2 separate regions of the Homo sapiens genome follow, and region 2 is linked to region 1. A link is an interaction called in ENCODE POLR2A ChIA-PET data of the cell type or tissue named here. Cell type or tissue: OCI-LY7. All regions are shown on one strand. Each heading gives the region's core, and the rest is flanking DNA. Links, peaks and the distances in the headings are about the cores only. Region 1 has its middle 210 kb from the start of RBMS1. Region 2 has its middle 290 kb from the start of RBMS1.

What was found. ChIA-PET counts read pairs that join two places held together with the same protein. Peaks named below come from ENCODE experiments on the same cell type or tissue, not always from the same donor. Only the 100,000 strongest peaks of a DNase experiment are listed, where the experiment ranks them.
Region 2: POLR2A ChIA-PET joins it to region 1 with 5 read pairs; 3 of 35 experiments call an interaction of 5 or more read pairs at or near these places.

What each region holds. Positions count from the first base shown.
Region 1 is chr2:160,696,709-160,709,772 of GRCh38, forward strand. No RefSeq gene overlaps it. Among named protein-coding and RNA genes, the nearest start is that of RBMS1, 210 kb to the left of the region's middle. In OCI-LY7, for the core only: no CTCF peak of the experiment used is centred there; DNase peaks (open chromatin) are centred at 7,383 and 7,773; H3K4me3 peaks cover 1,375 bases; H3K27ac peaks cover 1,944 bases.
Region 2 is chr2:160,773,418-160,786,481 of GRCh38, forward strand. No RefSeq gene overlaps it. Among named protein-coding and RNA genes, the nearest start is that of RBMS1, 290 kb to the left of the region's middle. In OCI-LY7, for the core only: no CTCF peak of the experiment used is centred there; no DNase peak of the experiment used is centred there.

The DNA of each region.
Region 1 (13,064 bases), core at 4,957-9,956:
GAAACCACTTGCGAACTTTTTGCAGTAGCCCATTGTAATCTGATGTATTTAATTTGTTATTATGACACCCTCCCAAAAGGACTCAAAGTAGCTTATAAAGGTAACAAAGTTTCAGAAGATAATTTTGGTGGTCACTGTAGGTTGTGATTTTCCTCCTTTTTCTGTCAATCAACCCCTGATTTTGTCCAGGTGGTCATAGGCCCAGCAAAAAAATATTACATTTCCCAGGGTACCTTCCAGCTGGGGTTGGTCATATGAAGAAGTTCTGGCTAATGAAAATAAGCAGAAATGGCACATGCCTTTTGATATCTGTGCTGCTTCTCTTCATCCCTGGAATTGAGGATTCAGCCCTGGAGTAGAACCGCCATCTTGAGAGCACAAGACAATTGTGAAGGAGAAAGTCTCCTCTCCGGTTATGTGAAAAAATAAAACTCTACTTTTTAAGCACCCATCTGAGGAGTGTCTCATGCTTACAACCAAACCTAATACCTGACAGAATAACAGTCAGTGAGAAATATGAAACAAAAGAAAAACATAGGCAGGAACATAACGCAAAACCAGGAATCTATCTACAGTGTGTACTAAAATATGTACCGTGAAGTGCTATATGCTCTCTATGGGCAGGTCAGATATTCATTTCCAAGATGTCTAGAGGACAATAAGAGGAGACAGATGTGGTCAGTTATTTGTCCATAAGAAAAAAGCATACTTACCCAGAAAAAGAAAATGAATTTTGATGGCAAGACAAGACAGATATTTCTCTCCACTGTTGTTTACAGCATGAAAAACAGTGTTCTTGTCAGTAGCCCTACAGCAGCAAATGTCTCTGGGTAGTTCTAGTAACTGATGGTCTCATCCAAAGTGCAGTGAAGAAAACAGTTAGGGTATTTAGACAAATAAATGGACCACACATCTCTCAGGCAATCCTTCATAGCTAGGCTTCCTCTACTGTTTTCTAGGTGAACTACATTAAAAATCTTACGAAAACTGCAGACCTCTGAACAGAAAATTGCACATACACACCAAATTTTACCAACCATTTAAACTCAAATTAACCAATCAAACCCAGAGTTAAGGGTTTGAAAATTCCAGGTTAAGAACCCAGTCCCAATCTGTATTCTCGGGGGGACTTATTTTACAAGATGTTTGTTTTCATGTAAGTATGATGAGCCACTGTCCCAGTTTTCTTGAGAGGGAACAGTTTCTTGGGATGCAGAATAAGTAGAAAATCATACACCTTAACCGTTTGCCAAGCTTTGGTGTGTGGGGATGTGTGTACGTGTGTGTGTGTGTATGCGTATGCATTGTGGAGGTAGGTAGGCCTCTAGCTGTGAAAATTAAGGGTTTCACAAGGATATGTGCTTGAATGCGTGGATACCTACAAGTCTAAGAGGCTCACACTGGCAGGACTGGACTCTCACTTCATCAAAATCAATTTTAAACCGTCACCAAAGTGCAAACAAATGAAAAAACACAATTCCAAAATCTGATGCCTTTTTCCAAAGCTACAGTGATTTGTATGTACTAGTCATCTTGACTGTATTTTTATATCCCTGACACTTCTTGGTATATCTTCTGAAGTAATTATTTGCAAAATATAACCCAAAGTTACCAAATGGAGAGATTTATCATGTGAAAATAATTATCCATAAACTAGTTACAAGTTGGAGAGAATCATACAAATTTATTAATTTGGTTGCAGAATGGTTGACTTTAGGTTTTAGAATCATCAAGGTCCTTCTTTGTGGTAATATTTAAATAGTAGGACCGTTTTCTGTTTTTAAATTAAAGTCACCCCTAGACTCTCTTATTAAAACTATATTAATTATGTGTAAGGGAATTGTTGATTTTCTAATCTTTTTAGGTTGGTTGGTTGAAGGAAGGTTGGCCCTTGATAGCTGGATAAGTAATGAAAAATGGTTATCAGACTAGGAGAAAAGGCAAAATCTGTCTTTGTTTTAATTGTTTGGCAATTGTTAACTGCCCAGTCAAGAGATCTTTCCTACCGTCCTTTTCTCTTATGCTAGGTAGTACTCTCATAAAATTCTGAAGAGACATCAATGCCATTTTTTAAAAATTTATTATTTTTTTTTGTGTGTGTGGAGATGAGGGTCTCCCTATGTTGGCCAGGCTGGTCTTGAACTCCTGGCCTCAACCAATCCTCCCAAATCAGCTCCCAAAGTCCTGGGATTATAGGCATGAGCCACCACACCCAACCTAACATCAGTCTTCTAAATTCAAATAGTTTGACTCAGCCCCATTCAAAGGCTTGTAAAAGTCAGTAAGAACTGCAAAAGTCTTACTTTATTCTTGAACACTTTTTCATAAGATAAAGGGCCCCTCACTTGCAGCAGCCCTGGTGATGTGGGAGCTGCTGGTTGCATTCTAAGTGGGCAGGGAAAGTCAGGTTGCAATCTGGAAACATTTTATTAAGCATTTCTGATGGGAGGTCTCAGAAGAAATCTCCAAGACTGAAAATTTCTTGTGATTCCCTTTCTCATTCTAAAATGCACCTAATTTGTGCCTAGTTTTGTGTTTGTAATTTTATATTCTTTTTCCTAAAGGTGGATCTCCAAGTTGTATAAGCTTTAGATTCCACAAAACATGAAACTACCCATGTATGAAGTCCACTAGATGATTATTTCCCTGAGAAGCTCAAATTTACTATTTGCCAAGAGGCTGGCATAAGGTTTATACAGGACAGCCACTAAACTAACTAGAATCATTTACCAAATCCCAGATTGTATCCCAACAGAGTTTGAAAAAAAAGATGGGGATGGAGGCTTATCAGTTAGTCAAGTACATTAGCAACGTGAATGATTAAGTAAGTTCTTTGTTGTTCATTTGTTATGTCATGCCTCTCCTTGTATGCTTGTAGATTACAGATACTTCCCCTCAAAGGAATAAACCACTGGACTAAGAAAAATGTGCACATATCATTTTGAGGGCACCAGGTATAGATTGCAGAGTCAATGAATTTTGACATTTGAGCTATCCAAAATGAGAAAGGGAAAATGGGAGCAGGGAAATGATTAAAAAAAAAAAGCATTGTACACTGAATATGAAGAGTTTGATGGCTTTGGGAAAAAAGTTTTGTTCATCCAGCTAAAAATGATGTTATTTCTGTCTCTATGAATTTCTGCCATATGATATAACTTTGGGTTTGTAAGTAGTATTTTTTTTTAAATTAAAGAATACCTTATGTTGCCTTGCAAAATAGTTTTTTGCTATTTGTGAAGAGTTTTCTTTGGTTAGGGGATATATTAATTGGTCTCAATAATATAACAACTAATCTTGAGCCAAATATCAACCAACTTTATTAATACAAACCAAATATCTTCTATGTGTCCTCATTTTACAACAGCATGTTCTGAAATATAAGAAAAGCTATCCTTGAAGTATTTCCAGACAAATTAAAGACAGGAAATACCAGAGAATTCATGTGCTGAACTCTCATTAGATTTACTGCCCAATTTAGCTGTTTCAGCATGAGCCTGGGATATGCCTCCATACATTTTGATGTGAATTCCAAGTGGACTGAACTTGTAGAGCTTTAGAATTTCATCTATCACTTTGCATTTCTCTGATTTTGGGTTATATGTCACCATTAATCATAAAAATGCAAGATCCCTTGAAGTGTGGCTACTTGGGCTCCTCTGTGGAGTTAAAAGGGCAAAAATGAACAAACCAATAAACACATCAAATTGATATCTGAGCAAAATGATCGAGATTTATGTCTCAGAATTATTTAGAATTTTATATTTTCAAATATTTTCTGGGTGGTTTAAGTACAGCATTTTCTGAGGAGTGTGATGTGACTTTCTGGATTACTTTACTCTGCCTCCATGAGGAAATTTAGCAGTGTATGTGGAATCTGAAGCCCACATCTGATCTCCCTTGGGTTTGCTGCCCTCAATATAGCTGTCACCACATGCTTAATGCTCCTTTGACATCCTGGTCTCCATATTGTTAAGACAATGAAATAGGCAATTATATAAAATAGAAATATTTGTGGAACACATAGCTAATGGTCCAAATGGAATGTGAGTTATTTTTATTTGTAAAAAAAAAGTTTCTGTAATTCTCTTACTTGATATTTTTTATTGGTTCCTCATTGGCTACATCTGAGGTTCTCAGATTCAGGTTCATGGAATGAGAACCATTCTGTGATAAAAGTTTCAATGTATCGAAACTTAAAAAAAAATTGTTGGGGCTTTTCTGTTCATAGAAATAAATTGACTACTTTTAAGGGACTGTTTTTTTCTGCGACTTACGTCCTTCCTACTTTCTGGTATTTTTTAAAAACCATGTTCTAAAATGAAATGCTGATGTTTGCAAATGTATGTTTGAAAAAAATGATTTAATTTGGCAACATAAAAACTTGGCCATCTTAAAATGTCTTTGAAATTCACTGGTCTGTAAAATCCAAAAGTCTAGGAATGACTGCCTCATGAGATGATGATTAACTTCTTCTTGTGGCATCTAAGCCTCTTCGCAGTCTGGTCCATGCCTATTTTCCAGCATCATTCTTCACCATTTTAAACCCAAGAATTCTGGGATGGAGACACACTTAAAGAGTTGTATTACATACTTCCACACCTTGTCCTTCTAAAAATCTCCTAATTAGCTTTCAAACTCGGGAAAAAAAGTCACCTCTTCTGTGAAGCCTTCCCTGATAACCCCATCTAGACTTTCTGTGAAGAGATTGGTTACCCTGTTTTCAGCTTTCACTGCTTCTAGGTATGGCACTAGCCAATGATATAAAGATGTGTTTGCTTGACTGCCTCACATAGGGTGAAATTCTTTTTTTTTTTTTTTCCTGGTTTATTTCTTTATCCCCTGCATCTATGCCAATAGTTTATACGTAATAGGTGCACAATAAATATATGATTGGATTTTGGGTGGATAATCAAATAATATCTTGCAAAAGTCCTGCTATTAATTTATTTGGTAATTTATAAAGAAATACTGTAAGTGCCTATTATTAAACAGGTTCATTAGGCATCATGATGGTTGCATTGTGTAAAATATAGCCTTTGTTTATAAACTGCTTATAATCTAATTGAGGAAGGCAATCCACAGAGCAAATGTTATCTAACCAATACACAAAATGATCAAAGACTAGGGCAGTATGTATTATGTGCAATCAATGGAGATGATGTAAAGGAAGTACTGGGGTGAATGTTTTCTACTTTTTCTCCTTGAATCCTCCAGAGGCTTCGAGGAGGATGTACAAATATTCTGAACGCTCTTTGCCACATAGCCAAAGCCACACAAAATTGGGACTCCCATTCTCTTTCCCAAAGCTGTTTCCTGCATTCACTGTGCAACCTCTTGACTTGTTTGCCTATTTATAGTCTTGCTTCATCCCTCATGCTTGACACTCAGAACTGCTTTTCTGTCTCTGATGCTTCAGTTTTCCCCTGCCACCATCTGTAATTGATACTTGCTGGTTGGTTTTGTAGCCTCCCGTAAAGACCTAGAGTAAATAACCCACTTGGCATTTTCTTTCTTTCTTTCTTTTTGACAAAAAGTTTTTAATAAAGTACTTCTTTATTAGCAAAAAATAACCAACTTTTTTTTACACAAAAGTAGTGTTTTTCATAAGAATTAAAGATTTCTCATAAGCATAAAAGAATAAAAGGTGCTCATTTGTATACATGTGGAGCATCTTTAAGATGTTCAAAGTAAATTAAAATGTGAGTCTTTCTGAAGTGAGCTTTGTTGCTTACATGAATGCTTGATCACTGACATGTTCACCTGAGGGCAAAGGATCTACAATTTACAGCAATCATGCAGAAATGGGTTTTCTTTCATATGGATTCTACTTGGTTCTGCTCTTATACTTTGTTTTTTATTAAAAAAATTAAAATGTTAAGTGGAAACAAACAAAAACTAGGAAGGCCCTGAGAAGACTGCACCATGAAAATAGCATCATGAAGAGGCTGCCTGAATTCTACACCATAGATTGAATGAGAACCGCTTGCTGCCTCTGGGTCTTCACTGGCTTATGGGTAAATTTAGGGGAGGAAGAGATAATTACTAAGATGTCTTCTCAATTCTCAAATGATTTGCAGAGATGTTATATTAATTTTTTTCATTTTGCCTACATATATGCTTGATTTCAAAACTTCAAACTCTACAGAAGTAAATAAAATCTTAAAGTGTTTTTATTTATGTACACCTACCCCTCACATAAATGCATACACTTACACACACTCCACCCACATTCATATTCAGAAATGTAAAACACTGATCCTCCTTTACTTGAACTCACTCGTGGAGTATCTCTCAGACTGTGTTCTCTAAGTCCATGGAAAAACACAAAAATAACTTTCATTCTTCCTACTTTAGTCTATGATAAGCAACATACAAATATTACTTGCAGAATTAAACTTCATAGAATCTCAGTAATTATTTGCAAGTAAATAACTAGTTTTTTTGAGGTGGAGTTTTTCACTCTTGTTGCCCAAGCTGGAGTGCAATGTCGTGATCTTAGCTCACTGCAACCTCTGCCTCCTAGGTTTAAGCAATTCTCCTGCCTCAGCCTCCAGAGTAGCTGGGATTACAGGCGCATGCCACCATGCTCAGCTAATTTTTTTTTCTATATTTTTAGCAGAAATGGGCTTTCACCATGTTAGCCAGGTGGGTCTCGAACTCCTGACCTCAGGTGATCTGCCTGCCTCAGTCTCCCAAAGTGCTGGGATTACAGGCGTGAGCCACCGTGCCGGGCCAATAACTAGTTTTAATTCTATTTGCAATAAAGTAAAAATAATTTAAAGGTCATTTTCATCTTTATTCAAGTCTTTAGGTTTACTTTGTTTTTTAAATCAACTTCCAAGCAACATTTAAATATTATTTTCTTTAACTTAAACCAATTTTTACCCTGCTTTCATTTGCTTAGATGCGACATAAGCCCCAGTTTTCTACTGTTTTGTTTTTGTTTTTGGATGAAATCTTAGTTGTTTAATGAACTTCAATATTTATATTTAGTTAAAACTCTGCTATCATTTATAACCAGATGAGACAGCCATGGAAAGATAAATTGATAATTTATGCCTCTTGCATTAGGGAAACAGTTCTTGTATTTACAATATGCTGAGCACAGCAATTCCCTGCCTAGCCTCCTAATATTTGTGTACATTTTTATGGAGGAGTGTGACTTTCAAATTAAAAATGATTTGTTGCAAGAATATTGACTAGGAAATGCATCCTGAGAGAAGACAGCAGAGAAGAAGTAATGAGATTTTTTTGCTACCCCTAGCCCTGGGCTATTCAATAATTTTTCTTCTTTAAAGCTAAGAGGAAGAAAGAGAGCCTCAAACTGAGTGGCAGATGTTAAGTCAGGAAATGGGAAACTCCGCCTTCGCAAGAGCTTGAGTCGTCTCCGTGACCTCTGTGGCCTCGTTGAAAGGCTTTCTCTGAATTGAATGACAACACGGAGGCTGAGGGTAAGATTGCAAATCAGAGAACGTGGGTATGAATGGGAAGCTTTGACCCCTGCCCCTTGGGTGGTAGTTCAGACCTGGGTTAGGGTGAGGTGTGGAATTGCACTTCCAGATTGCAGCCCTGCCAGGAAGGTTTTTGCAATGCTGGGTGGTCTGGTAGGGTTTGAGGTCCCCCCACCAAGAGAAGAACCTAAGAAACTTTGCCTGCTCTTACCCTGGTTTCTGCTTGGCATCTCTACTTCTATGTTTCAGTTCTTCTTTCAGTACATCCAAATTGGCATCCGGGACTTGAGCACCATATGGCCCAGATGTTTTCTAGAATCACTGTGGGCATGCAAACAGAGACCACTGCCAGGGAGCCACTCCTACCTCATACTTCAGAGCATTTACACAATGATGTGGCTCAGAACAGATATAAGGCCCCTGCAGAAAGAGGACACCAACTGGTATGAACATGAGAGGGACAAAGAAAACAGTTCTGAACACGGTCTTTTAAGGTGGGGCTTTTTATGCCATTTTTTGTTTAAGTATTGCAAAAATTAACAAAACAGAACTGTAATGATTTAAACTTTTTAGCGGGAAATTCAAGAAATGTTTTGTTTTTATGTATTTTTTTTAAAGATGAGAGTTACCAAATCTAAACAACTTTTAAAATCTTCTTTAATAAAGTTGGTCCATTTTTCTCAAAACCTGCATCTTTGACAATTTATCATACATTGAGCTCTTCTCTCTCTCTTTACTGCATTTATCCAATTCATTTGATCTCTTCTTCCCTTATCGTTGCTTGTTAGCCAGGTAACCCTGGGAATATGTGCCTTTTAGCAACTTTCTGTGCACTTCCTTGTGTGTAACCTGCTGCCAAGCAGACAAAAATTATATTTATCACATTGGGGCAGGTTTTCACTACTGATAAGTATCAGCTGTCTAGAGAGCAGGTATGGAGAAGTTATAGGAGCAGCCTACGGAGACCAAAAACACACGGAGAAACAAGGGCTGCTAAACGGACATTTCCCTCAGAGGGACCAGCATGTGTTCCCAGCCAAGATGAAGAAGACACAGAGGGTGGGGGGAACTCTAAGAAAGAAAGGGGTTTTCAAGGGAGGGTGAGGGAGAAAAGGAGACAAAGTTAGCAGAGAAGGGAAATACTTTAGGTCTCAGAATGTGGCATCATAATTTTATCTGAAGTGATTGGGCTTAGAACAATAACACTGGCAAAGCCATCAGCTACTAGGAGGTTTCTTGAGGGATAACAAATCCTTTTGCTTTGATCAGGTTCTGTTGATTTTGGAAAGGGGGTGAAGTACGTTCTCACCCGGCGGGATGGGGTTTACTCCAGGGAGGCCCTTGATCACTTACTGGTATGCGTTTATCAGAATCATTGTCATCATTGTCATCATTTTCACCTTGTTTATTTGTCCATCACTAGGGATATAATACCCAGCATCATTCCTTTGTGTGTGTATTTATGTGTGTATGCAGAAGAAGCATTGATAGACTGGAAAAAAGAGATGAGAGGGCTCAGGAGGTTGAAAAAGCAATGAAGTAGGCACAGTTAGTGATGAGACACTGGGATGAAAGTACTTCAGATTTCAAAGGGTACAATTTCTTGTGATGTCCCCTTTTGGGGTGTAGCCAGGGCAATGCGAAAGCAAGAGTGGAGGAAAGACAAAAATTATTGAGAATCAGCTGGTAAAAAAGCTTCAAGATGGCTATTAGTATATCTTCTTTGGAGAAATATTTATCAAGTCCTTTGCTAATTTTTAAATTGGGCCATTTGCATTTTTATTATTGAACTGTAAGAGTTCTTTTTATATATTCTGGATACTAGACCCTTATCTGATTTGCATATTAGTTTATCCTGTTCTGTGGGTTGCCATTTCACTTTCTTAAAAGTATCCTTTCATGTACAAAAGTTTTAAATTTTAAACAAGTTCAATTTACCCATTTTATTTTTTGTTTCTTATGCTTTCAGTGTCATATCTAAGAAGGCTTTACCTCATCCATGGTCATGAAGATGTACTCCCATACTTTCTTTTCTCCTTTGTTTTTTATTGACACATAATAATTGTACATATTTATGGGGTACAGTTTTGATACATTTAAACAATGTGTGAGAACCAAAGCAGAGTATTTAACATGACCATAATCTTATACATTTATCATTTCTTTATGGTGAAAACATTCAACATCCCTTCGTCTAGCGATTTTGGAATATAAAATGCAATATTGTTAACTGTAGCCACACTTATTCTCATACTTTAATAATTTTATGGTTTTAGCCCTTATATTTAGGTATATGATGCATTTTTTAAAGCTAAAATTCAATTCATTTATCTTTTTTTTATAATTTCAACTTCTGTCTTAGATTCAGAGGGTACACGTGCAGGTTTGTTACATGGGTATACTGCATGATGCTGAGGTTTGGAGTACAAATGATCCCATCATCCAGGCAGTGAGTATAACACCCAGTAGGTACTTTTTCAGCCCCTCTACCTCTCTTCCCATTCTAGTAGTCCTCAGTGCCTATTGTTTCTATCTTTATGTCCATGTGTACCCAATGCTTAGCTCCCTTACAAGTGACAATATATGGTGTTTGGTTTTCTGTTCCTGAGTAAATTCACTTGGGATAATGGCCTCCAGCTGCATTCACGTTGCCACAAATAACTTGATTTCATTCTTTTTTATGGCTGTGTAGTATTCCATGGTGGATATATACCACATTTTCTTTATCTAATCCACTGTTGATGGACACCTAGGTTGATTCCATGTCTTTGCTATTGTGAATAGCACTGTCTTTTTGGTAGAACATATGAGTGCATGTATCTTTTTGGATTTATTTTCCTTTGGGTATACACCCAGTAATGGGATTGTTGGGTCAAATGGTAGTTCTGTTTTATGTTCTTTGAGAAATCTCCATGCTGCCTTCCACAGTGTTAAATTAATTTACATTCCTACCAACAGCGTATATGTGTTCTCTTTTTCTCACTGTCTTGCTTGTTATTTTTTGACTTTTTCATTATAGCCATTCTGACAGGTGTGAGATAGTATTTCATTGTGGTTTTGATTTGCATTTCTCTAATGATTAGTGATGTTGAGCATTTTTCATATGTTTGTTGGTCATTTATATGTCTTCTTTGAAGAAGTGTCTGTTCATGTCTTTTGCCTACTTTTTAATGGGGTTATTTGTTTTTTGCTTGTTGAATTAAGTTCCTCATAGATCGTGGATATTAAACCTTTGTCAGATGCATAGTTTGTGAATACTTTCTTCTATTCTGTAGGTTGTCAGTGTACTCTATTCATAGTTTCTTTTGCTGTACAGAAGCTCTTTAATTAGTTCTCAATTGTCAGTTTTTCTTTTTGTTGCAGTTGCTTTTAAGGACTTAGTTATAAATTATTTCCCAAGGCTGATGTTCAGAATGGTATTTCCTAGAGTTTCTTCTAGGGTTTTTATAGTTTGAAGTCCTACATTTAAGCCTTTAATCCACCTGGAGTTAAGTTTTGTATATAGTAAAAGGTAGGGGTCGAGTTTCATTTTTCTGCATAAGCCTAGCCAGCTATCCCAGAACCATTTATTGAATAGGGAGTCCTTTTCTCATTGCTAATTCTTGTGCACTTTGTCAAAGATCAGGCTGCAGCTGTGCAGCTTTATTTCTGGATTCTCTATTCTGTTCCATTGGTCTATGTGTCTGATTTTTTATAGATACCATGCTGTTTTTGTTACTATAGCCTTGCAGTATAGTTTTAAGTTGAGAAATGTGATGCCTCTAGCTTTGTTCTTTTTGCTTAGGATTGCTTTGGCTAGTCACACTCTTTTTTTGGTTTCTATGAATTTTATAGTAGTTTTTCCTAATGCTGTGAAAAATGATGTTGGTAATTTGATAGGAATAGCATCGAATCTGTAGTTTGCTTTGGACAGTATGGCCATTTGAACATTGATTCTTCCAATCCAGAAGCATGGAAGTTTTTTCCATTTGTTTGTGTCACCTGTGATTTCTTTCAGTAGTATTTTATAGTTCTCCTATAGAGATCATTCACCTCCTTGATTAAGAGGTATTCCTAGGTATTTTTTTTTGTGGCTATTGTAAATAGGATTGCATTTTTTTATTTAGCTCTCACTTTGAACATTATTGCTGTATAGGAATTCTACTGATTTTTCTACATTGGTTTTGTTTCCTAAAACTTTACCAAAGTCATTGATCAGTTACAGGCACATTTTGGCAGAGTTCTTAGGGTTTTCTAGGGATAGAATCTCTCTCTCTTTTTTTTTTTTTTTTAACTGATTGGTATGGAATCATATCATCAGTGTAGAGAGTTAACTTGACTTTCTCTTTTCCTGTTTGGATGCTCTTTATTTATTTCTTTTGCCTGACTTCTCTGACTAGTACTTTTAGTACTACATAGAATAGGAGTGGTGAGAGTAGACATCCTTTTCTTGTTCCAGTTCTCAAGGGAAATGCTTCTAGCTTTTGCCCGTTCAGTATGATGTTGGCTGTGGGTTTGTCATAGATGGCTTTTATTATTTTGAGACATGTTCCTTTGATGCCAAGTTGTTGAGAGTTTTTGTCATAAGGGTATGTTGCATTTTATTGAAAGCTTTTTCTATGTCATATAATTTTCGTTTTTAATTCTGTTTATGTGGTGAATCACATTTATTGATTTGCATATGTTGAACCATCCTTGCATCCCAGGAATGAAGCCTACTTGATTGTGGTGAATTTCCTTTTTTTTTTTTTTTTTTTTTTCTGAGACAGAGTCTGGCTCAGTCGCTCAGGCTAGAATGCAGTGGCATGATCTCGGCTCACTGCAAGCTCCACCTCCCGGGTTCACACTATTCTCAGCGTGAGTAGCTGGGACTACAGGTGCCTGCCACCATGCCCAGCTAATTTTTTGTATTTTTTTTTAGTAGAGACGGGGTTTCATTGTGTTAGCCAGGATGGTCTCGATCTCCTGACCTTGTGATCTGCCCACCTTGGCCTCCCAAAGTGCTGGGATTACAGGCATGAGCCACCGCACCCAGACATTAATTTACTTTTTGATGTGCTGCCAGACTCAGTTTGCCAGTATTTTGTTGAGGATTTTTACATCTGTGTTCATTAGGAATATTGGCCTGCAGTTTTCATTTTTCATTGTGTCTCTGCTGTGTTTTGGTATCAGCGTGATGCTAGCTTCATAGAATGAGTTAGGGAGGAGTCCCTCCTCCTCGTTTTTTTGGAATAATTTCATTAGGATTGGTACCAGCTCTTCTTTGTATGTCTGGTAGAATTTGTGAATTCATCTGGTCTGGGGCTTTTTTGGGTTGGTAAGTTTTTTATTACTGAGTCAACTTCAGAACTTGATATTGATCTGGTCAGTTTCTTTCTGGTTCAACCTTAGAAGGTTATATGTTGCCAGAAATTTATTTCCTCTAGATAGTCTAATTTGCGTACATGGAGGTGTTTATAAGAGTCTCTGAGGATCTTTTGTATTTCTGTGGCATCGGTTGTAATGTTACCTTTGTTGCTTCTGATTGTGCTTATTTGGATCTTCTGTCCTTTTTTCTTTGTTAATCTAGCTACTGATCTATGAATTTTGTTTATCCTTTCAAAGAGCAAACTTTTGGTTTTGATAATTTCTAAG
Region 2 (13,064 bases), core at 2,948-7,947, 75 kb after region 1:
CTGACACAAGCTTCTGGAAGCAAAGCAGAGGGCAGCTTTGCTGAATGAAAGAGGCTGAGGTCAGATTTAGGGGCTGCTGTATTGATGAGAATTAGCAGGAAAGGGTACCAGACAGCTGGGAGCTGCATGGGGAGGAAGAGTATCCAGGAGAAGCTCCTGAATGGCTGATGGCTGAAAGAAGACACCAGAAGTCATGCAATTAAATTGCAATGCTAGATAATGTTGGAGTTCTAATCTAGCTATAATGGAGAGATCTCACTGAGTATCTCATATATTCACTTTAAATCCCAAAAGGCCAAACCTTATGGTATACACCATACTCTAGAGTAACAGCCACATTCTAGGACTAAGGCAAAACCAAAATAGACCCAAACTACCAAAGAAAAAAATCCAGCTTGACATGGTTAAAAGGATCCATAAGTTGCTGGAACAAATCTGGACCCCCTTAGAAAACATAATCTGGACTCTCAACAACGTATGTAACATAATGTCAACATTCAATAAAAATGTACTAGATAAGTGATGAAGCAAGAAAATATGACACATTATTAGGGGGGAAAACATGCTGAGATAGCATTGATGTTGGAGTTAGCAGACCTAAAAATGAGAACGTATAAATATGTTCAAAGACCTAAAGTAAAAGATGAGCATAATAAATAAGTCAATGAGGAATCTGAGCAAGAGATTATCAGATTAGATTTTCCAAAAAGACATCACTCTGTGCTATAAGAAAGACAATTTAAATATAAAGATATAAATAGGTAGAAAGTAAGAGCATTAAAATATATAACACGCAAATGCTAATCATTAGAAAGCTGTTGTGATTATAGTAATAAGAAAAAGTAGACTTCAAGACATAAAGTGGAAATTTCAGCATGAGAAAAGTTCTAGTTTATTAGGAAGATATAACAATTCTAAATACATATGCATCTAATAACATAACTTAAAAATTATGAAGCAAAAACAGAAATAGGGAAGTAGCCAAATGCAGAACCATAGTCTTAGTCCCTTTGTGCTCCTAAAACAAAATACCTGAGACTGGGTAATTTATAAAAAACCAGAAATTTATTTCCTCACAGTTTTGAAGGCTGGGAAGTCTAAGATCAAGGCACCAGCAGATTTGGTAACTGGTGAGGCTTCCAAGATGGTGCCTTCAATGTTGTGTCCTCAGGTGTCAGAAGAGTGGAAGAGAGCAAATTCACTCCATTGAGCCCTTTTATAAGGACCTTATCCCCATCTATAATGGCTCTGCCTTAATAACTTAATCATCTCCTATAGGATCCACATCTTAATACTATCACATTGATGACTAAGTTTCAACATATAAATTTGCAGGGCAGGTAGCATTTAGACCATAGCAATAATTAAATATTTTAACATTCTTCTCTCAGTGATTGATAAAATTAGACCAAAAAATCAAAAAAAGTTATAGAAGATCTGAACAACAATATCAACCAATATAACTTAGTAGAAATTTATAGATGAGTACACCAAATAATAGAATACACTTTTTTGTCAAGTATACATTGGATATTCACCAAGATAGGCCATATTTTGGGCTACAAAGTAAATCTCAATACATTTCAAAAGATTGAATTATATAGAGTATGTTGTCTGACTACAATAGAACTGAATTAGAAATGAGTAGCCAAAGATAATTAGAAAATCACTGAATGGGAATTTAACGACAGACTTCTAAGTAGTCTAGTGTTTGAAGAAATTGAAAAATATTTGGAATTAAAAAGTAATGAAATTAAAATTTGTGGAATTTAGCTAAAATGAGGGATAGAGGAAATTTTATCTTTAAAGGCTTCTATTAGAAAAAAAGAAATATATAAAATTATGATCTAAGTTTCTACCTTATAAACTAGAAATTAATATCAAGTTAAATTTAAGTAGAAATAGGTAAGGACATGCCAGCCTGAGTGACAGAAAGACCTTGTCGCAAAAAAAAAAAAAAAAAAAAAAAGATAAATCTGTGAAAGAGATAATAGATACACAATGGAAAAAACTAACAAAGTCAATAACATTGAGAAAACACTAGCTAGACAGATTAAGAAAAAAAGAAAAATAACAACCAATAGCAAGAAGGAAACGAGAGACATTCTAGAGTTGCCACTGACATTAGAGGAACAAGCAGGGAATGCTATAAACAACTTTATGCTAATACATTTGACAACTTAAGCAAATGAACAAATTCCTTAACACAACTTACAAAAATGGGTACAAGAAGAAAAAGACAATCTAAAATAGTATTACATCTATTAAAGGAACTGAATTTGTTGTCGAAAACTTTCTCACAAAGAAAATTCCAGACCCAGGTATTTCACTGATGAATTCTAAAATCCTTTAATGGCAATTCTGAAGCTACAATACTTAAGACAATTTTAGGGACCTGCAACATCAAAATTATGCCTTTTGCACTTTTATTATTTCATAAGTAAAATTTTCATTGGCCACGTAATTTACAATATTGTCATAGATTGGATACAGAAACAGATGTAAAAATATAGCTGTCTTCTATGACACTACACATTAAAAAGATTGATAAAAATGTAAAACTATGCCTCTCCACAAATTTTTTGAAAAATGTACTTATTTTATGCATATGTTAACATATACTATAATAACTATTTTAAATAAAATCAACTTCAAAATTTTTCTGTTTTAAAAAGTTTTTAATATATAGATAAACATAACCCATGTAAGCAAAAGCCCTTTGGAAGCCTAAATAATTTTTAAAAATTTAAAGAGGTTGAAGCAAAAATGTTTGCAAACCACTGATTTAATAAATCTGACTAAGCTTTTTCAGAAAATAGAGGTGGAGGAAAACTCCCCAACTTGTTCTGGGAGCTCAGCATAATATTGATATCAAAACAAAGTAAACTTGTTACAGAGGGTTTAGAGCCAAGATGGCTGACTAGATGCAGCCAGGAAGAGCTTCTTCCACTGAGAGAGCAGACTATCAAGAAGATTGGCACCCTCTGACCAGATCTTCAGAAGGAAAGCATGAGAGTGAACAGAGGGAGGTCACAGAGCCTGGGCTGAAGTGGGAGGAAGCTGGGAACCCTGCATGGGGTTGCTGAGCAACCAGGACTTGTTCCTAGCCCCAAGAGGCTCCTGGTGAAGGGATGAGTTTAATAGTCATGAAGCGGCCTAGTCTCTGCATGGACCTCTGGAATTCAAGCTGCAGGAGACCCCACTGCCCACATGGACATTTGAGCTGGCAGAAAGGACTTTCTGGAGAGAGTTGGCAGGGCCAAGACTCCATTCAGTATGGAGCCCAGAGGGTTTGGCACAGTAATGGCTACAGTAGAGCATGGCCAGGGATGCCCACACTCAAGGCTCCCCATGTTCCTCTAGGTGGCTTTGGCCTTTGTTGATTGTTAGACATGGACAGAACAGGGCTATCTTGCTCATGAGATGAGAACAATTTGATCTTAGTAACCCCTTGTCTGCTGATCTCTCCCAGGGTCCCTGCTTGGCCTTACCCACTTGCAGTGCAGCCTCAGGTTCCCAACCAAGGTGCTTCCCAGCAACCACCATCATAGCTTTTTTGCTGGCAGACCCTTCCTGTCAGAGAGCTTTGGTAGATGGGCCCCCACCAGCTGCACCTACCAGCAGCCTCCCCCCACCACTTTACTGGTGCCCACTCGCCCATAATCTCCCTCCACCACTTTGCCAGCACACATATGTGGACCGCAGCACCCTGCTGCTGGCACATGTACACACACATATCCCACTACCCTGCCACCATTTGTGTACATGTGTGGAACCTACTGCCACTGCCTCAGTGAAGTGCTTTTGCTGGAACCCTCCATTGGAGTGTTGTTGCCAGTGGACCAGGAACACCTCAGCCCCTGCAGTGCCTCAGGTGCTTGACCTCAAGGGGCCAGAGAACAAAGCTGTGGGCCTGGTCCCAGCCCCTCAAGGTAAGAGCACACAGCCCAGGAGGGCTGAGGTGAGCCGTGGCCTCCTGAAATCATCCAGAAATGAAGCCAGTTGACTAAACTCAACTTATGCCATATTTAAATCCTCAAGGTCATCAAAAAATGTAAAAGCAAAAAGCCCCAACCAAAGGATAACAACATCAAAAATTAAAGGAATATCAGTCCACACGCACACAAAAGCCAGCATAAGACTGCTGGCAACTCTGAAGGCCAGAGTGTCTCCTTTCCTCCAAATGACCATATTCACTTTCCAGCAATGGTTTTTAATGATACCAAAATGACAGACATAGAATTCACAGTTTGGATGGCAACTAAGATCATTTAGATTCGAGAGAAAGTTGAAACTCAATCCAAGGAATCTGAGGAATCCAGTAAAACCATTCAAGAGTTGAAAGATGAAATTTTAAGAAGCAAACTAACTGATCTGATGGAGCTGAAAAACTGACTACAAGAATTTCAGAATACAATCGGAAGTATCAACAGCAGAATAGACCAAACTGAGAAAATCTCAGCTCAAAATCCAGTTCTTTAAATCAACTCAATCACACAAAACTAAAGAAAAAAGAACTCAAAATAATAACCAAATCCTACAAGAAAGATGGGATTATTTCTTGTAAAGAGGCCAAACCTGTGACTCATTAGCATCCCTAAAAGGGAGGGAGAGAGAGCAAGCAACTTGTAAAACATATTTGAGAATATTGTCCATGAAAATTTCCAAACCTTGCTAGAGAGGTCAACATACAAATCCAGGAAATTCAGAGAACCCCTGTAAAATACAAGACAACAATTCACAAGACACACAGTCATCTGATTCCCCAAGGTTAACATGAAAGTAAAAATGTTAAAGACAACTAGAGAGAAGAAGCATGTCACCTACAAAGGGATCCCCATCAGGCTAACAGTGGACTTTCAGCTGAAACCTTACAAGCTGGAAAAGATTGGTGGTGCGGGGGCTATATTTAGCATCTTCAAAGAAAATAAATTCCAATCAAGAATTATATATCCAGCCAAGCTAAGCTTTGTAAGCCAAGGAGAAATAAAATCCTTTCCAGAGAAACACATGCTAAGGGAATTTGTTACCACCAGACCTGCCTTACAAGAGGTCCTTAAGGGAGTGTTGAACGTGGGAACAAAAGACTGTTACCAGCCACCACAAAAACACACTTAAGTACTTAGACCATTGACACTATAAAGCAACTACACAATCAAGTCTATATAAAAACCAGCTAACAACATGATAACAGGGTCAAATCCACACATAAATATTACTGTAAGTGTAAACAGGCTAAATATCTCACTTAAAAGCCACAAGGTGGGAATTTGGATAAAGAAGCAAGACTCAACTCTATGTATGCTGCCTTCAAGAGACCCATCTCACATGCAATGACACCCATTGGCTCAAAGTAAAAGGAAGGAGAAATATCTATCAAACAAACAGAAAACAAAAAAAGAGCAGGGGTTGCTATTCTTATTTTAGACAAAACAAACATTAAACCAAGAATAAAAAGGACAAAGAAGGGCATTACAGAATGATAAAGGATTCAATTCAACAAGTCTTACTAATCCTAAATATAAATGCACCCAACACTGGAGCACCCAGGTTCATAAAACAAGTTCTTAGAGAACTACAAAGTGACTTAGAAAATCACAAATTAATAGTGGGAGATTTAAACACCCTACTGGCAGTATTAGATCATTGAGGCAGAAAACTAACAAAGATATTCAGGACCTAAATCAACACTTGAGCAAATAGAGCTAACAGACATCTACAGAATACTCCACCCAACAACAACAACAGAATATACATACTTCTTATCTGCACATGGCACATACTCTAAAATAGACCACATAGCCATAAAGCAATTTTTTAAAAATTCAAAAAAATCAAATTCATACCAACCATACTCTCAAACTATAGCACAATAAAAATAGAAATTAATACCAAGAATATCTCTCAAAACCATAGAATTACATATAAATTAAATAATCTGCTCTTGAATGACTTTTGAGTAAACAACGAAATTAAGGCAGAAATCAAGAAATTCTTTGAAACTAATGAAAACAAAGATATACCAGATTTGCTGGAACACAGATAAGTCAGTGTTAAGAAGGAAATTTATTACACTGGATGCCAAATCAAAAAGTTAGATCTCAATTTAACTCATGTCATGACTAAAAGAACTAGAGAAATAAGAGCAAACCAACTTAAAGCTAGCAGGAGACAAAAAATAATGAAAATCAGAGCTGAACTGAATGAAATTTAGATGCAAAAAACTATACAAAAGATCGATAAAGCCAAAAGTTGACTCTTTGAAAGAATAAATAAGATTGATAGACCACTAGCTAGACCAATAAAGAAAAAAGAAGATCCTAATAAACATAATCAGAAATGACAGGGGGACATTACCACCAACCCCACAGAAATACAAAAAAAACCCCAGAGACAATTACAAACACCTGTATGCACGCAAACTAGAAAACTTAGAAGATATGTATGAATTTTTGGAAATACACAATCTCCCAAGATTAAACCCAGAAGAAATAGAAACCCCAAACAGACCAATAATGGGTTCTGAGATTGAATCAGTAATTTAGAAAACCTACCACCAACAACCAAAAAAGCCCTGGAACAGAGAGATTCACAGCCAAATTCTACCAGACATATAAAGAACTGGTACCAATCCTACTGTAACAGTTCCAAAAAATCAAGGAGAAGGGACTCCTCTCTAACTCATCCTGATACCAAAACCTAGCAGAGACACAACAAAAAAAGATGACTTCAGGCCAATATCCCTGATGAATGTAGAAGCAAAAATCCTCAATACCATCAAACCAAATACAGCAGCACATCAAAAAGCTAACCACCATGATTAAGTAGGTTTTATTTCTGAGATTCAAGGTTGATTCAACATATGCAAATCAGTAAATGTAATTCATCACATAAACAGAACTAAAAATAAAAACCACACGATCATCTCAATAGACACAGAAAAGGTTTTCAATAAAATAAACATTTCTTCATGTTAAAACCTCAACAAATGAGGCATTGAAGGAGCACACCTCAAAACAGTAAGAGCCATCTATGACAAACCCACAGCCAACATCACACTGAATGGGAAAAAACTGGAAGAACCCCTTGAGAACTAGAACAACACAAGGATCACCACTACTACTAAACATAGTTCTGAAAGCCCTAGTCAGAGCAATCAGGCAAAAGTAAGAAAGAAAAGGCACGCAAATAGGAAGAGAGGAAGTCAAACTATCTCTCTGTGCAGATGATATTATTCTACACCTAGAAAACTCCAGAGTCTCTGCTCAAGAGCTCCTAGGTCTGATAAGCAACTTCAGAGTTTCGGGATGCAAAATCAACATACAAAAATCACCAGCATTCCTATACACCAATAACATCCAGGCTGAAAGCCAAATCAAGAATGCAATCCCGTTTATGACAGCCACAAAAAGAATAAAATACCTAGGAATACAGGTAACTAGGGAGGTGAAAGATCCTTACAATAAGAATTATAAAACACTGCTGAAAGAATTCAGAGGTGACACAAACAAATGGAAAAACATTCCATGCTCATGCATAGGAAGCATCAATACTGTTAAAATGGCCATACTGCCCACAGCAATTTACAGACTCAATGCTATTCCTATCAAACTACAAACAACATTTTTCACAGAATTAGAAAAAACTATTCTAAAATTCAACTGGAACCAAGAAAAATCCCCAATAGCCAAAGCAATCAGAAGCAAAAAGAACAAAGCTAGAGGCATCGTACTACCTGTCTTCAAACTATACTACAAATGTACAGTTACCCAAACAGCATGGTACTGGTACTAAAACAGACATATAGACAAACGAAACAAGTTATAGAACCCAGAAATAAACCTGTACTCCTACAACCAACTTATCTTCAACTAAGTAAACAATAGCAAGCAACAGGGGAAAAACTTCCTATTCAATAAATGGTGCTGGGATAACTAGCTAGACATAGGCAAAAGATTGAAACTAAACACCTTGCTTTCACTGCATACAAAAATCAACTCAAGATGGATTAAAGACTTAAATATAAAACCTAAAACTATAAAGATCCTAGAAAAAAAGCTAGGAAATACCATTCTGGACATCAGCCCTGGCAAAAATTTTGTGAAGACTCCAAAAGGAATTGCAACAAAAACAAAAATTAGCAAGTGGGGCCTAATTAGACCAAAGAGCTTTTGCACAACAAAATAAACTATCAACAGAGTAAACAGACAATCTACTGAATGAGAGACAATATTTGTGAACTATACATCCAATGAAGAACTAATATCGAGAATCTATAGGGAACTTAAAAAAATCAACAAGAAACAAACAACCCTGTTAAAAAATGGGCAGAGGACATGAACAGACACTTTCCTAAAGAAAACATACACAAGGCCAACAAGCATATGAAAAAATGCTAAATGTCACTAATTATCAGAGAAATACAAACCAAAACCATAATGACATACCATCTCAAACCAGTTAGAATTGCTATTATTGAAAAGTCAAAAAATAATAGATACTAGTGAGGTTGCAGAGAAAAAGGAATGCTTATACACTGTTGGTGGGAATTTAAGTTAGTTCAGCCACTGTGGAAAGTAGTTTGGAGATTTCTCAAAGAATTGAAAGTAGAACTACCATTTGACTCAGCAATCCCAGAAATGCATACATACCCAAAGGAATATAAAGCATTATACCATAGAGACATGTGTGCATATGTTCATCACAGCACTATTCACAATAGCAAAGACATGGACTCAATCTTGATGCCCACCAATGGTGGACCAGATACAGAAAATACGGTACATATACACTGTTGAATACAATGCAGCCACAAAAAAGACAAAATTATATACTTTGCAGCAATATGAATGGAGCTGGAGGCCATTATCCTAAGTGAATTAATGCAGGAACAGAAAACCAAATACTACATGTTCTCACAAGTGGGAGATAAACATTGAGTACACATGGACACAAAGAAGGGAACAACAGACACCAAGGGCTACTTGAGGATGGAGGGGTGGGAGGAGGGTGAGGATTGAAAAAACTACCTGTTGGGTACTATGCTTACTACCTGGGTGATAAAATAATTTGTACACCAAACCCCAATAACACACAATTTACCCATGTAACAAACCTGCACCTGTACCTGCTGAACCTAAAATAAAACTTGAAAAAAACACAGTTGCCTATTGATGGTTTACAGCTGACTTTTTGCCCAGAAATTGCATTCAGGTGAAGAGTGTTTTCCACCCAAGCTTGTACCCCTGCTTGGAGATCAACTTGCATATAATGACTAGATGCTACGAATGTACAAGTCTTGTCCCCATGTCTCCATTTGGGACAACTTTCAGCACACAATTCTCCATCTCAGATCAGTTTTCTAGGAAATCTGATCGAAAAAAGTTGATGCCACTAGTTGTAAGCAAATTCTGAAATAGAATTTTGATGGTGGATCATCCACCTGAAGACTGTCGTGAAAATCCCATTACTAATTATAGATGAAGTATGGATGTGTTTTGGTATGCTGAAACAACGCCATTGTTAGAAAGTTTCCTGATTGTGAACTGCAATGTAATACTCTTGGGAAAAAATGCACTAAGAAGTGGGCAGGGGTACAGTAAGATGGTCATTTGAGAGGTTGGAGGGAAGTAGTAATTATAAGGATAATAGCATTTGATGGATATTGCTCAGGGCATTAATTTATTGGGGAAAGAGAATGAATGGTTGAGTGTGATTAATCACTAATTTAAAAGACAGGCCTACTTGGAAGCACATAAAGCAATTTTTATTTATTGAAGCCGGAAGTAAAAAATGCTGAAGAACAGTTACATAAATGAATTATAAGTATAGTAGAGTTCCAGAGGTGACGAACAGCTCAACTTAGGCAAGACTTGAGTGTCATCCAAACTCATGGAACTACTGTCAAGAAATGGAACCCTGAGACATAGAATACAACATTCAGGTCTATACACTGAAGTATCTTGGAATCCCAAATTTCCCTAAACCCTCTGGGCCTGCAGAAGTGAGTCCTCCTTTGAAATACTAGTGCTCTTAATTGCTTAAAGACAATACAAAAGCCTGTCTTGTGCAACACAAGAGGTATTGCTTCCTCTTCCCTCCCATTATTTTCCATCTCCTCTCCTGAGAGACTAATAACTAGGATGAGTCACAACACAGCACCCCCTGAGAAAGCAGTGAGTCTGCTAAGAGAGGAAGGGGATGATATGCTGAGGGGACTGCACATCTAGCCAATATGTACCAGCAAGAATTAATTAGAAGAGTATATACAGTAACTATTGCATCATGAAGATGCTGGATCAAGGGAGACAGGATATAAAGTTTCACAAGAGTATTGATATAGCAGCACTGCCTCATGATACAGGAGTTGGCATCTTGGCAAAAATCCTGGGAGACAGTGCTAATATTATAGGTTGGCTCTTGGAAGCTTTAAAAAAAGTGATGTTATATATTAAGTAATGTAGAAGTGCTTGACAAATTATGAGAAGGGATCACAAGGTGTAGAGAAATAGGAATGCTAGAGTGGATATACTTTTTCAGGTTATGAAGTTACCAACTGACTGCTGGGTAGGAGGACCTGGAGGACACTTGTTTACTCAAGAGGCACTGGCATCATTGAGGAGTTCAGTGGTTGCTGCTTTATGTTGACCAGGGCCAGCCAATCGTAGAAGATGATGTTACAGAACTGGGGTCCTTGATATTAACAGGGAAGACAGGATCAGGAAGTAATAAAGACAAATAAGTTACATTCCGCATTCAGAAACAAGGTGGCATACTTCTTGTAATGAGAGAGCTATGGAGATGAATATGGCACCCCCAGTGGTAAGATAGCAGTTGATAAGAATACTGCTCAAATCTATACCTTCATTATCAAATACAGTAGCCACTAGCCACATGTGGATATTCACATTTAAATTTTAATTAGTTAAACTTGAATAGAATTTAAAAACTAGTTTCACTAACCACACTTCAAGTGCTCAATAATCACGTGTGGTTAGTGGCCCATACTGGACAGTACAGATACAGAACATTTATATCTCTACAAGAAGTTCTAAAAAACAAATTTGGATGATCAGGAGGTTAAGTCAGCTGTTCTAATTTTTAAAATTACAATTCCTTTCCTGAAATGAGCCAGTTTTAGGTCCAGAATCTATTGGCTAAAGGATGGACTATGTCTCTAAAAGGAAGGACAGAGCAACATCAAAACAAGGTATAACATAATGATTTCCCTAGTCCTTCCTTGAAGGAACATTGTAACCATTACTCAGATAACTAAACATTAAGAAAAAAAATAATTAGCTGGGCACGGTGGCTCATGACTATAATCCTAGCACTTTGAGGGGCCGAGGTGAGAGGGTCACTTGAGGTCAGGAATTCAAGATCAGCCTGGGCAACACAGGGAGACCCTGTCTCTACAGATTTTTTTTTTTTTTAATTAGCTGAGCAAGGTGGTGCATGCATGTAGTCCCAGCTACTCAGGAGGCTGAGGTGGGGGATCGATTGAGTTTGAGGTTACAGTAAGCTACCACTGCACCATTGCACTCCAGCCTGAGCAACAGAGAAAGACCCTGTCTCTAAAAATAGAAATAATTACACATTTCTGATATTTTGAGGGTTATGAGAAAGAGTCTAAGTTAAAAATGAAATCTAGGACTCAAAGCATCTTATATAGTCTTGCTAGAGTGTGAGCATTTGAGGGTGAGGCATAAATAAATGGCTTGATCCAGGTCTGGCTCACAGTGGATCTCCTGGATCTATGGGCCTCACCCTCCAACTTTATACTTGAAATGAAGATATTTTACAGAACTCCCCCATCAGTTGACTGACTCACCACCTTGGTTCCTTGGCCTGTTGAGAAGGAGCTTTATTATGTAGGAGGCCAAGTAGAAACTACTGAAACTTCCCTCAGACAAGATACTAAATTAAAAAACAATATCGTATCACATGGGTAATGGCAGAGATCAGTACCACCTTAAAGACCTATGGGATTTGGGGGCATAAAATGGTGCCCATTATTCCACCATTTAATTTACCTATATGCTCCCTACCCAAATCAGATAGATCCTGGAGGATGACAATGGACTAAATAAGCTTAATAATAGCCTCAATTTCAGCTGATGTACCAAATGAAGGATATTTTCTAAAGACTGAGACTCAGGTACATTGTATGAGGCCATTGATATGGCAAATGCATTTTTTTCCCATTCCTATCAGAAAGAGGACCAGAAAAAGCTGGCATTCATATGGGGTGGACAACAGTGTTCCTTATGGTATTACTATGGGGCTCTACTAACTCTCCTGACATCTGTCATATGATAGTACCAAAGTATCTGGACCATATGGACTTTTTGCAGAAAATCACACCAGTCTACCATATGGATAATATCATGTTAATCAGACCAGATGGGCAAGAAATGGAAAGTATATTGGAAACCTTGGTAAGTCCCATGTACTGCAGAGGATTGGCTATAAACGTCATAGGGATATAAATGACTACCACATCAATGACAATTTTAGAGTTCCTGTAGCTTGTGCCATACTGTAGCATTCTTTCCAAAGCAGAGAACAAATTATGTCATCTTGATCCTACCACCACTGAAAAAGAAAGCATAGTACCTATTAGAATTTTTAGATTTTCTGAATACAGCATATATCATGCTTTGGAATGCTCCTCCAACTCAACTACCAAGCGACTTCAAAGACCAGCAGCTTTCAGTGGGCCTCACAGCAAAAAGATTTCTGGAGTAGTGCAAAAAAATTATATGTACTAGAGTTATCTGTAATAGTAAAAAAAATTCATGAGGAGCTTATGGCAAGACCCCAAATGAGAATTACAACCTAGACTCTTATGTGTCTGAAGCAAAGCTATGCCATCTATAATGGGTAATTTGATTCCATTAGAAAAATAGGTCCTGGCATGCTATTGAGGTCTAGTAGAGATAGAAAACCTAATCATGAGACATCAAGTGACTACAAAACTAGAATGACCATCCTGAGCTGTGTTCTGTGAGAACCTCAAACTCATCAGATTAAGCAGATCCAACAGTAATCCATTGTATTCTTAC